2 separate regions of the Homo sapiens genome follow, and region 1 is linked to region 2. A link is an interaction called in ENCODE POLR2A ChIA-PET data of the cell type or tissue named here. Cell type or tissue: HepG2. All regions are shown on one strand. Region 1 overlaps CCDC148 (coiled-coil domain containing 148). Region 2 overlaps CCDC148 (coiled-coil domain containing 148).

Region 1 (5,000 bases), 62 kb after region 2:
AGCACTGTGAAGTATATCTTCTTAGCAGCTGACTTTGTCAAATGATCATATAACTTCTATGTATGTTGTTTTCCACAATGCTGCCTCTACACCAATTTGCTGATTTAAAGTCACAAAACAAATCAATAACAATGACAACTGAAGTACAATAAAATGTGGAAAAACTGGCTTATAGCTTTAAAATACATAGTTCCTTTACCTCTACATATTCAACTTGGAACAACCTCTAGGCATGAGCTTCTTTGACTTAGTTGGTCACATAGTGCAAAACGTCAACCATGTTCACAAAAATGAAAAGTTTGTCCACCAATGACCATGAATTAATTAATCATTCTTGGCACTGCAAGCAGCTTTTCCAAAGAAAAGATTTTTTTTACACCATATAGATCAAGTCAAAACAGGTGTATAGGTTAAAGACATTTCCTTTTACTCTGCTGATCACAAATTAATTGACTTTTTGTGAATTATTTCTACAGAGCTTAGCCACTCCATTTAAAAAATGGTTCATATATCTGATTAAATGTCTAACAAAAATATTTTTATGGCAAATTTCATAATTTTTGTGGTGGGAAAAAACATAAATGCCTAAATAAGTATCTCACATATATATTTAAAACAAAACAACCCTTAAGTGTATTCTATCTTCCATGGATTATCAACAATCACTTCTTTTGGTGTATAGTTTTAAGATTGTGCAACAAATGTTTACTCAAAAGAGGAATGATGAATTTGTGTTAGTAAATGAAAAACAAAACCATCTAATAAACAGCCAAGAAGTAAACTCTAAAGGGCATTTTGACTTTCCATGAATTGCACTGTCTCTAGTATAATATATTCTACCAACAAGGATGTTTTTGGCAATTATTTACCACATTGCCATCAACCAAGACACTATCCCAGCACAGTACCCTCTCATTTTTTGCCACGTCCCTATTTATTACAAGATTTAACAACTGTCACAACCTTGTCTTTTTTTTTTTTTTTAACCTACAGCACCTCTTCTAATCACAGGTACCTGTGCTCACACAAATCAACAAAGTGGGTTCTCCTCCATGTCAACAAATCTTTGAAGCTCAAATAAACTTTTCATTAGATAAAACATTCCACTAGATCTTTATGAATGTTCTCAGAACTGCTTATGAGAATTTCATGCCAAACACCAAGACCAAAAAGCTCAATCAGGCCATTAAGCATTCATTCACACATTCGTATTGACAATAGATTTTTTACTTTTTTTTTCTTCTCTGCTCTTTGCAACAATTCCTTCTTCTTCCACAGTTTCTCTTTCTCCTCTTCCTTTTCTCTTCTTCTGGCAGAAATTTCCATTTCCAGTCTTGCTACCTCTTCTTGGTGGGCTCGCCATTGACGAACCTGAAATAAAGAGAAAAACTTCATTCCAGTAACTATGCACACTGAAGTTATTTCATAGGTCATAATAAGACTAGGCTCTATATCAAGCAGATGTCACTTTTTTTCCAAATAAATGTTTAAATTCTATGTGCACATGACTGTGTGATGTATCTGTGAAACGTGTGTGTTAGGGTTAAAAGGAAAAAGCAACTTTAAAATCATGTAATTAAGGAATTCTTCACCTGGATTCATGGAATAGGGTTCCTAAAGAGTCTATGATTTAACTCCAAAGAATCTGTGTATTCTCATAAATAGTAAGTAAAAATTTCTGGTTTTGCCTATGTTTTTTTTCCCGGAGGTTAAACAACTTTCAAAAATTCTCAAATAATCCTAAAATGCTTAAAAGTTTAAGAATCTCTGCAATATTTCAGCCTTCTTATTTTATAAGAATGGAAAACAGGCCTGAATTAAGATGAAAAATAATTGTAAGACACTTAAAACAACTTTCTGGGTACTGGTATGTGTTATTGGCAGAAGTATACTTGCTACAGCCTTTCTATTGGGTATTAGGTAATATGTAAATATGCGTCACAATATAAAAAATGCATAGCCTTGATCCACAACCCTATTTCCAGAATATTATTTAAAGAGAAGACAATTAACTGGACAAGTGCACAAAAATGTACCCACAGGAATGTGCACTACAGTGCTGTTTAAAACAGAAAAATCGAAAAAGTCTAAAGTCTGGCAGTAAGAGATGGCTTAAATCAATTATGGTTCTTTTATACAATGACTGCCATTGAAAGAGGATGCCATAACTCCATATTCATGGAAATAGAAAATATCCACGACATATTGTTAGATGCAGAAAAGCAGATACAAAGCCACATTTGCAGTATGATCTCATTAATGTAAAATATCAACTATGTATCTATGCATAGAAAGAGATTTGGAAGGGGACTTACCAAATAATGATATTGGTTATCTCTGAATAGAATCACTTCCTGGGATTTAAAAAAATTATTCTTTAAACCTTTCTGTGCTGGGTGACATTTTTTCAATAAGTATTTATTATCCTTGTAAGCAGGAAACCAATGAAACTAATAAAATAAAAACAAATACTTATCTGATCCATGTATACATCTGGCTAAGGAAGCAGACAGCAGGGAAATGTAGAGGTATGCAAAATTCTTTTTATATTAGCATTCCCAGTTAAATACTTCATTTCTTACACATTTCATATAAGCATCATTTATTAATGGTAATATATATGATGAAAATTAAATAAATAAAATGTCAAACAAATACAATTAATTAAAGTGACTCTAAAGTTCATTTTTGCAAAAATTTCATTTTCTAAAGTAATATTTGCCTTGTTTATCAAAATAACCCAGGAAATTTCTACTCCCGTTTTTTAAATACAGTTCAGTTTAGCCCACCTACTGCTTATCCTGTCCATCATATTGACCTTTTTCTTGGGAACCCCATTCCTAGAATAGATCATCCCTGCCTTCTGTCCTGACCTGCTTTCAAACCTTTCCTTTCTGTAATTTATCTTCCATCTTTCACTTGCTACAATTAAAATCAGTGTCCTGTCATCCCATCACGTATTACCAGTGATCTACCCCTAAATACCCAAAAGATAGTTTTCTGTTCTCCATTCCTTGACCTCATGGTGATAGTTGACACTGTTGACCATTGCTTTATGCTTAAAACTTTCCTGCCCAGGTCATGACATTTCTCTCCCCTGTTTCTCTACCAACAGATACTGCTCTCTTCTTCCTGTTTCCTGTGTCTACCCTATAATCCAAACCCTACATTATCCTCTCATTAACCTCCAACCTCTCTATCTATGTTCATTATTTGATGTGCTTATCCCCTTCTAGGAGTTCATTCTATGTTTCTGACCACAAAATTTATACCATCCGCTCTATCTTTTTGTCTGCAATTCAATCCTATGTTAAACTCTTTAAGACTTAGCTTTTTGTATGTACACTTAAAATCCAACATTTCCAAAATTAAATTCAACATCTTTAACTTTGCCATAGCTTCACATCAAACCCTGTGCACCTGCTTCTCCTTTCCAAATATCCTGGTTTGGTCTGTGGAACCACAAGTCACCAGGTAGTTTGGATTTTTTTTATTACTATGTATACACATCAACATGACTGTCTCTTTACATTTTACATCTGACTTGGAAGCTCATACATTTCTTAAGCGCGGATGAATTTTTATTTATGACAAACTAATTTCCAAACCATTGAGCTTGGTCGTAGTTCCCTAGTCCATCCAAAGTCTTTCTGCCAGAAGTATTTAGAACAAGATCAGAAAGTTCAAAAGGATGATGTCAACTGATCAATATAGAATCTAAATAATTTAGTTTTCTCACTACCAACAAATGCCCCCCTTTGATGTAGCTAACACATAATCTCTAAGTAGCGTTCCTCCTCTGCCTTCCCTTATATGGCCATTCCTATTCTTAGCTCATGGAGTGACTCAAAGTACCCCCTGCTTGAAATGCTCTCAGATTTCCCCTTCTTCATAAAATATTCATGGCCTACATCTTCCTTGAAACATTCTACTGCCCATTTTTATCTCTCTTGTCTTATTTCACTGACCATACCATAACTGCTCTCTGAGTATGTTGAATAAAATGTTGGTTTCCACTTAGAGCACAGTCCATGCATTTGCCTTCCCCTTATACTGCCTAGCAGAGTACTGGTACATCACAGGTGCTCAACAAGTAACTTTTATTTAATCCTTCAAAATGAATATTTTAAATGAAGCCTGATAAATAAGAAAAAATGATAGTATTAGAATACACCACTTTGCAACAATTGCTGAAATAATGGATCCTAGTTAATGATCATCAATGACCACTAAAAATTTCATATTAACAATTAATGGGAAACTTTATAATGAATGGATCAAGCTGGAAACAAACATATGGAATAATCTTAACATCACAGAGGAACAAGCAGACATTGCTCCTTCTGATGGAAGCATACAGCATTCCCATGAATTATTCTTGCCAAAAAATAAAATTGAATCTGATCAAAGCTCTAGACCTACCTATCAGGTTACAGGAAATTCAGCCAACAGAGAAACACATTATGCAACAGTATATGGGAACACAATCCACAAAACTAAAATTTGTGAACACTCAAAGAACTTTAACAAATTACAAGAATAAAAATGAGGGATAAATTGATAGACATTTATGGAACATATTAACCAAATGCAATATGTGGTTTATATTTGGATTCTGATGTAAATAAACCAATGTGAAAAGAAATTATGAGATAATTAGAGCTATTTCAATACTGATTAGTTAGTTGATGCTATTAAGTTGATGCTATTGGTTAGTTGATGCTATTAAGGAAATATTGTTAAAGTTTTTAGGTATGATAATAGTATGGTTATGTTCTATAACGTTAGAGATATACACTTTAATTTTAAAGCTAGATACTTAATACTAACAGATTATATGGTGCTTGTGATTCTTACTATTATTTCAAGGGGCAGGAGGGAGTAAGTAAGAATACAGATAAAACAAATTTGACTAACGAATGGATAACTGTTGAAGTTAGGTGATGATAGACTTTCATAGGTTTTAAAATTTTTCCATACTAAAAAATGTATTGAAAAAC
Region 2 (5,000 bases):
AATGCCTGGTACTGATGATACCTTCTTCTTGGAATGTGCTTCCTATCTCTTGCACTGCTTTCTCTTCATTCCTTTTACCAGCTTCTCCTCGTCTGTCTACCCAAAGTTCCAACATGAATCCTCTTCTTTTCTCAATTTAAAAACTACTTCTGAGAAATCTGACTTCAACTACAATCAGTGCACAAATATCTGCAGCCTCCACCTCCCTCAAAGTCCCAGATCCTTTGAGCTTTTATTTGTTCTTTATGTAAGTTCAGGATTACCCTCAAACAAATCTCTCAAGTGTAACTATATTACATTGCTGGTTAAATAAAGAACTGCTGCTTTAAGGGCATCTGAGTTGGGTATAAGTTTGACATCTTCTTGTGCAAAGTTAGGAACCAACCTGATGACATATCTAAATAGAAAGCCAGACGGCCTCCTTACATGCTGTTAGAGATGAGCCACTATGGTACCCTGGGTACCATGGACAGAGCTAAGATCATGTCTGCTCAATTATTTGGGGTCCACTCCAATCCAAAAGCAGACAATCAAGCTCCCAATGTTTAATGTCTTATAAGATGGCTGCAACAATTTTAGCCTGCAATATTTATAGAGGAGTTGGTCATTTCAGCTACTTAAAAACCTAAGGAAAGCACTCATAAAATATGAAACTTTGAGCAATAGAACTTCCTGGGGCCAAGAAAATCATGTATATGCTTAAGTAACTGATTGAGGTGACTTCACATTTGGGATTATTAGCTATAAACCACTTTATATAATCTAAAAATAATGACTTTGATATTAGAATATTTTTTTTAAATATGTGTCTTCTTTCCAGCAGTAATTAGATACCAGAGCCAACTGCCTATTATGGACACACCTAGATTTTAATCATTAAATCAGTACTGGGGAAACTGGCTAACCATATGCAGAAGAACAAAACTGGACCCCTACCTCTCACCATATATAAAAATTAACTCAAGATGGATTAAAAGCTTAAGAATAAGAAATCAAACTATAAAACTCATAGAAGAAAATCTAGGAAATACTTTTCTATACATTGGCCTAGGCAAAGCATTTATGACTAAGTCTTCTAAAAATGCAACAAAAATAAAAATTGACAAGTAGGACCTAATTAAACTAAAGAGCTTCTGTGCAGCAAAAGAAACTCTCAACAGATTGAACAGACAACATACAGAATGGGAGAAAATATTTGCAAACCAAGCATCTGACAAGGGACTAATATCCAGAATCTATAAGGAACTTAAGTCAACAAGAAAAAGAAACAAATAAACCCATTAAGAAGTAGGCAAAGGACATCAACAGACACTTCTCAAAAGAAGACATGTAAGTGGCCAACAATTAATCACCAGAGAGATGCAATCATTAATCACCAGAGAGATGCAAAACAAAACCACAATGAGATACCATCTCACACAGGTCAGAATGGCTATAATTAAAAAGTAAAAAACAAAAATAACAGATGTTGACAAGGTTGAAGAGAAAGGGAACACTTATACATTGTTGGTAGGAATGTGTACTCAGTACACAGGTACTGAGTAAAGAGTCAGAAAGAGAGTGAGAGGAATCTGAAGATACCATTTGAGTCACTGAGGCAAGACTCATGCCCTGGATTCCCATTCTTGTAAATCAATTCATTCCCTTTTCTGCCTAAGCTAGTTTGAGTTAGGTTTTGTCAGTTGCTTCTGAAGATTCCTGACTAGCAGACACATCTTCTATGTGTAAGGAAATCTGTGTCTTTTTGTCCTCTATAACAAGAGGACATGTATCTAGCTGTTCCAAAGGGTAATCAGTTCTTTTCCCAAACTGATGGTCCATGGAATGTTAATTTCCCACAGGAAGTTAACACGTATACTATAAAAATGTGTTCAAGTAAGTTTGGGAAATACTAAGATAAACAAAGTAAAATAAATTTATTTATGGCAGGAGCTTTCAGAATATTTATGATAATATGGTGGAGTGCATTATGAATCTCTAAAAGGAGGACTTAGTGTGCTTATTGCTCAGTTATCTGATAACAGAAACCTTTCTCAATAGACCCAGTTTGGGAAATAATATTTACCTTTCCATAAGCAAGCAAGAATGGTCAAGTAAACAAACTGAATGGCATAGACACATAGACACTTCCTGCTTTGTATTATAGTTTCTGTTTTCATGTCTTGTCTACTAGACTGTATACTTCCTGAGTCTAGTGGCTATGACTTAATCTCCTGTGTATCCCCAAGAACTAGCAGAGTGCCTAAAACACAGAAGATATGCACCAATAAATGAAAGAAACATAGAATAAATGATGAGTGAAATTAAAAAGTGATGGAAAGCATTCTATTGAATATCCTAAGCTGTAGGTAAATAACAGGACACAGGAGTTGGCAAAATAAAAATGTAAGAATAAATTAAATATACATTATTCCTTTAAGCCTGTCTAATTAGTCAGTGAGTATGTCTTTGTAAGATATTTAATCATTTGAGAAGCTGGAAGAGAAATTGAATTACTGGAGAACAAATCTAGTGTCAGTTCCTTTTGAGAATAAGGAGCCATGAATGCTAAAAGCCAAACTGAGGCATGACATCCACGACCATGATACAGACTTGCTAGGATCATGATTTTGGAGGGACAGCACAGGCAGAAATAATGTTGGCTTTCAGAAATTATTTATCATGAACTGAAATTTAAAAGGCCACCCAGGCAGATCAGCATTTATTTGCCCAATTGCCTCTAATACATTCATTTATTCAGCACATTTATACAAAGTGCCATATATGTAAATGTATAACAATCATATTTCTGCAAAACAAACCAAAAACCCAGAGCAATTAGAAACACCTATCAAGTAGACAAAGGCAGAGCTTACATCTGGATTTTGAATACTTAGAGGCACCTGTCACTTGCCATCATATGAACTCACTAACAAAAGACATCTGCCATTTGATACTAATTGGGTAATTTGCACAGTGACTCTTGAACTCACAAATGGTTTATGGTAGATATAGTTTAACTCCACAATTAATATGTATTGCATTTAAAAAATCTTCATGAGGCCATATAATCATTTTAACAGTTGTGTAAGAAGGGAACTTTTGTTGAGGGTTTACCTCATAACATTGGAACCTTTCTTTAAATTCTTATGCTAATTTTGTTTGTAAAGCAAAATAATGCTTTTAAAAGTAAGAAAATGATAAGCATGGGTGATTAGTTTTATTGGAGAGGTTTTTTTCAGCTGAAAAATTCTCATAAGACACATAATTCCTGATGCCCAAGGTTTTCATAAATGTGTTTTCAGAATCACAAATACTAAAAGAGGCATTGCTTTAGTATTGAGCTTTAAAAAGACATGCTAATAAAATATACCACCGTGTTATCAAGTCATAATATTTCGGTCTAGTTCTATCTATTTTTAACTTCGGCTACTTATTGTGAGAACTGATTTTAATTGGTCCTCGTTTTTCTGGAGATAGACATCTGTATGATTATGATGATGGAACTGGGTTCCCTTCTTTAGCAGCACTGCTGAACCGAGAGGGCACTGAGACCACAAAAGAAACCACAGTCTTCTCCCTCAAACAAATGATTTAAGTAAATAAGATTAATAAAACATGGCTTCTCTAATGCTGTTTGAAAAATCCCCATTACATTCTCTTTCTTCCTTCCCAGATCTCTCAGAACTTCTGTAGAAAGCAAACATCAAAAGGACCAAAGGTTTTTGTAGTGATTCAGCCGCCCACAGCAAAGAAGTAAACCTTGATTTTCTTTCAGCCTAGGAAATGATCAGCGAAGAGGCTTCACAAACAGCCTCTTTAACATTTGAGGTTAAAAAAGAAAGTCAGTGGAGCAGAACAGTTATTTTCACAAACGCCTTCGGGGTTTTTTCTTCTACTTTTTAAGTAACCCTTCTAATCCCCCCAAGTAAAATATTTTCATTAGCTAAAGTTTTGGCTAGGCATTTTAAACATGCTTTAAAAAAACAAATGATAAAATATATTTATGTATTGGGTGTGACTTTTTCTAGTGCTTTTTTCCTTTGGCTTTCTCAAATGCTGATTTCCTCTGGCTATAGAGTTTCAACTAGCTTCTTTGGTGACTCTGCCAAGTCACACCTACCTTAGCAGTTTCCGTTTTGTCTCAGAATTCAGCTTTTGGAATTGAGCTCCGGAATCACTGTTCCTTTTTTTTCTTTGGAGACAGACAACTCTACAAAGCAGTTCACCCTAGAGTTCTGCCAAGTGAACCCTGGTGTTTGGATTTCAGGAGGAGAGCCCATCTCCAGTGCCTACTTGGGGAACTCTGTTACCTACCCTGTAGTTTTTTCAGGTGAGATGCCAAAGGTTATGTTCAAGAAAGGCAAAGAGAGAGAGATGTGTTGCTTTCATCAACACTCAGACAATAAAGTCAAAGATAGTAAAATTAATTAAATTAACAGGGAACCAACTTTACTGGAAAAGATAAAGCAATAAACTGGACAGAGATTCAGATGAACTTACAAATAATATGTAGATCACTGATAGCCCCCTCTTTTAAAGGAAACATGTATATATCTTCTCGCCAGCTTTATTCAAGTATGGACAGAAATAAACCTCAAGAAACCCTGTCTTTTCCCTTCCTACATTAAGCTAGAGATGTCCATATGGGTCTCTCTTTGGATATCTCTCTCAAAGGAAACAGAGAAATTGCTAGAGGAGGGTCGTGGGCCAGAGAATAAAACAGGCTTCCAACAACTCACGATTTGTAAACTTTAGTCGGATGTCTGGATTATAATTAAATCTAAAACTTGGAAAGCAGCTGGGGAAGGGTAGACAGGCTGAATGAGAAGTAGGGCAGGGTTTACTAAGCAAATCATGGTGTAGGAAAAACAGATAGCTAACTTTTATGAAATTTTATTTTAATAAAGTTTACAATGGCCAAGCGTTGGCCATCTAGACACAGCTAACAAAGGACACCAAGAGGTGGTTGTGTCTCTTTGTTCACATTCTACACAGAAAGAAAAGCAGCAGCAGGAGAG

Evidence for each region. ChIA-PET counts read pairs that join two places held together with the same protein. Peaks named below come from ENCODE experiments on the same cell type or tissue, not always from the same donor. Only the 100,000 strongest peaks of a DNase experiment are listed, where the experiment ranks them.
Region 1: POLR2A ChIA-PET joins it to region 2 with 5 read pairs; 1 of 35 experiments calls an interaction of 5 or more read pairs at or near these places.

The regions. Positions count from the first base shown.
Region 1 is chr2:158,249,542-158,254,541 of GRCh38, forward strand. CCDC148 (coiled-coil domain containing 148) reads right to left here. Exons shown (of 14, transcript NM_138803.4): 10 at 1,231-1,371. Among named protein-coding and RNA genes, the nearest start is that of CCDC148-AS1, 85 kb to the left of the region's middle. In HepG2, no CTCF peak of the experiment used is centred here; a DNase peak (open chromatin) is centred at 2,040.
Region 2 is chr2:158,187,632-158,192,631 of GRCh38, forward strand. The region is part of intron 11 of CCDC148 (coiled-coil domain containing 148); the gene reads right to left. All of the region lies in intron 3 of CCDC148-AS1 (CCDC148 antisense RNA 1), which reads left to right. Among named protein-coding and RNA genes, the nearest start is that of CCDC148-AS1, 23 kb to the left of the region's middle. RefSeq lists a silencer at 372-572 and an enhancer at 3,745-3,904. In HepG2, no CTCF peak of the experiment used is centred here; DNase peaks (open chromatin) are centred at 2,110, 3,660 and 4,150; H3K4me3 peaks cover 1,415 bases.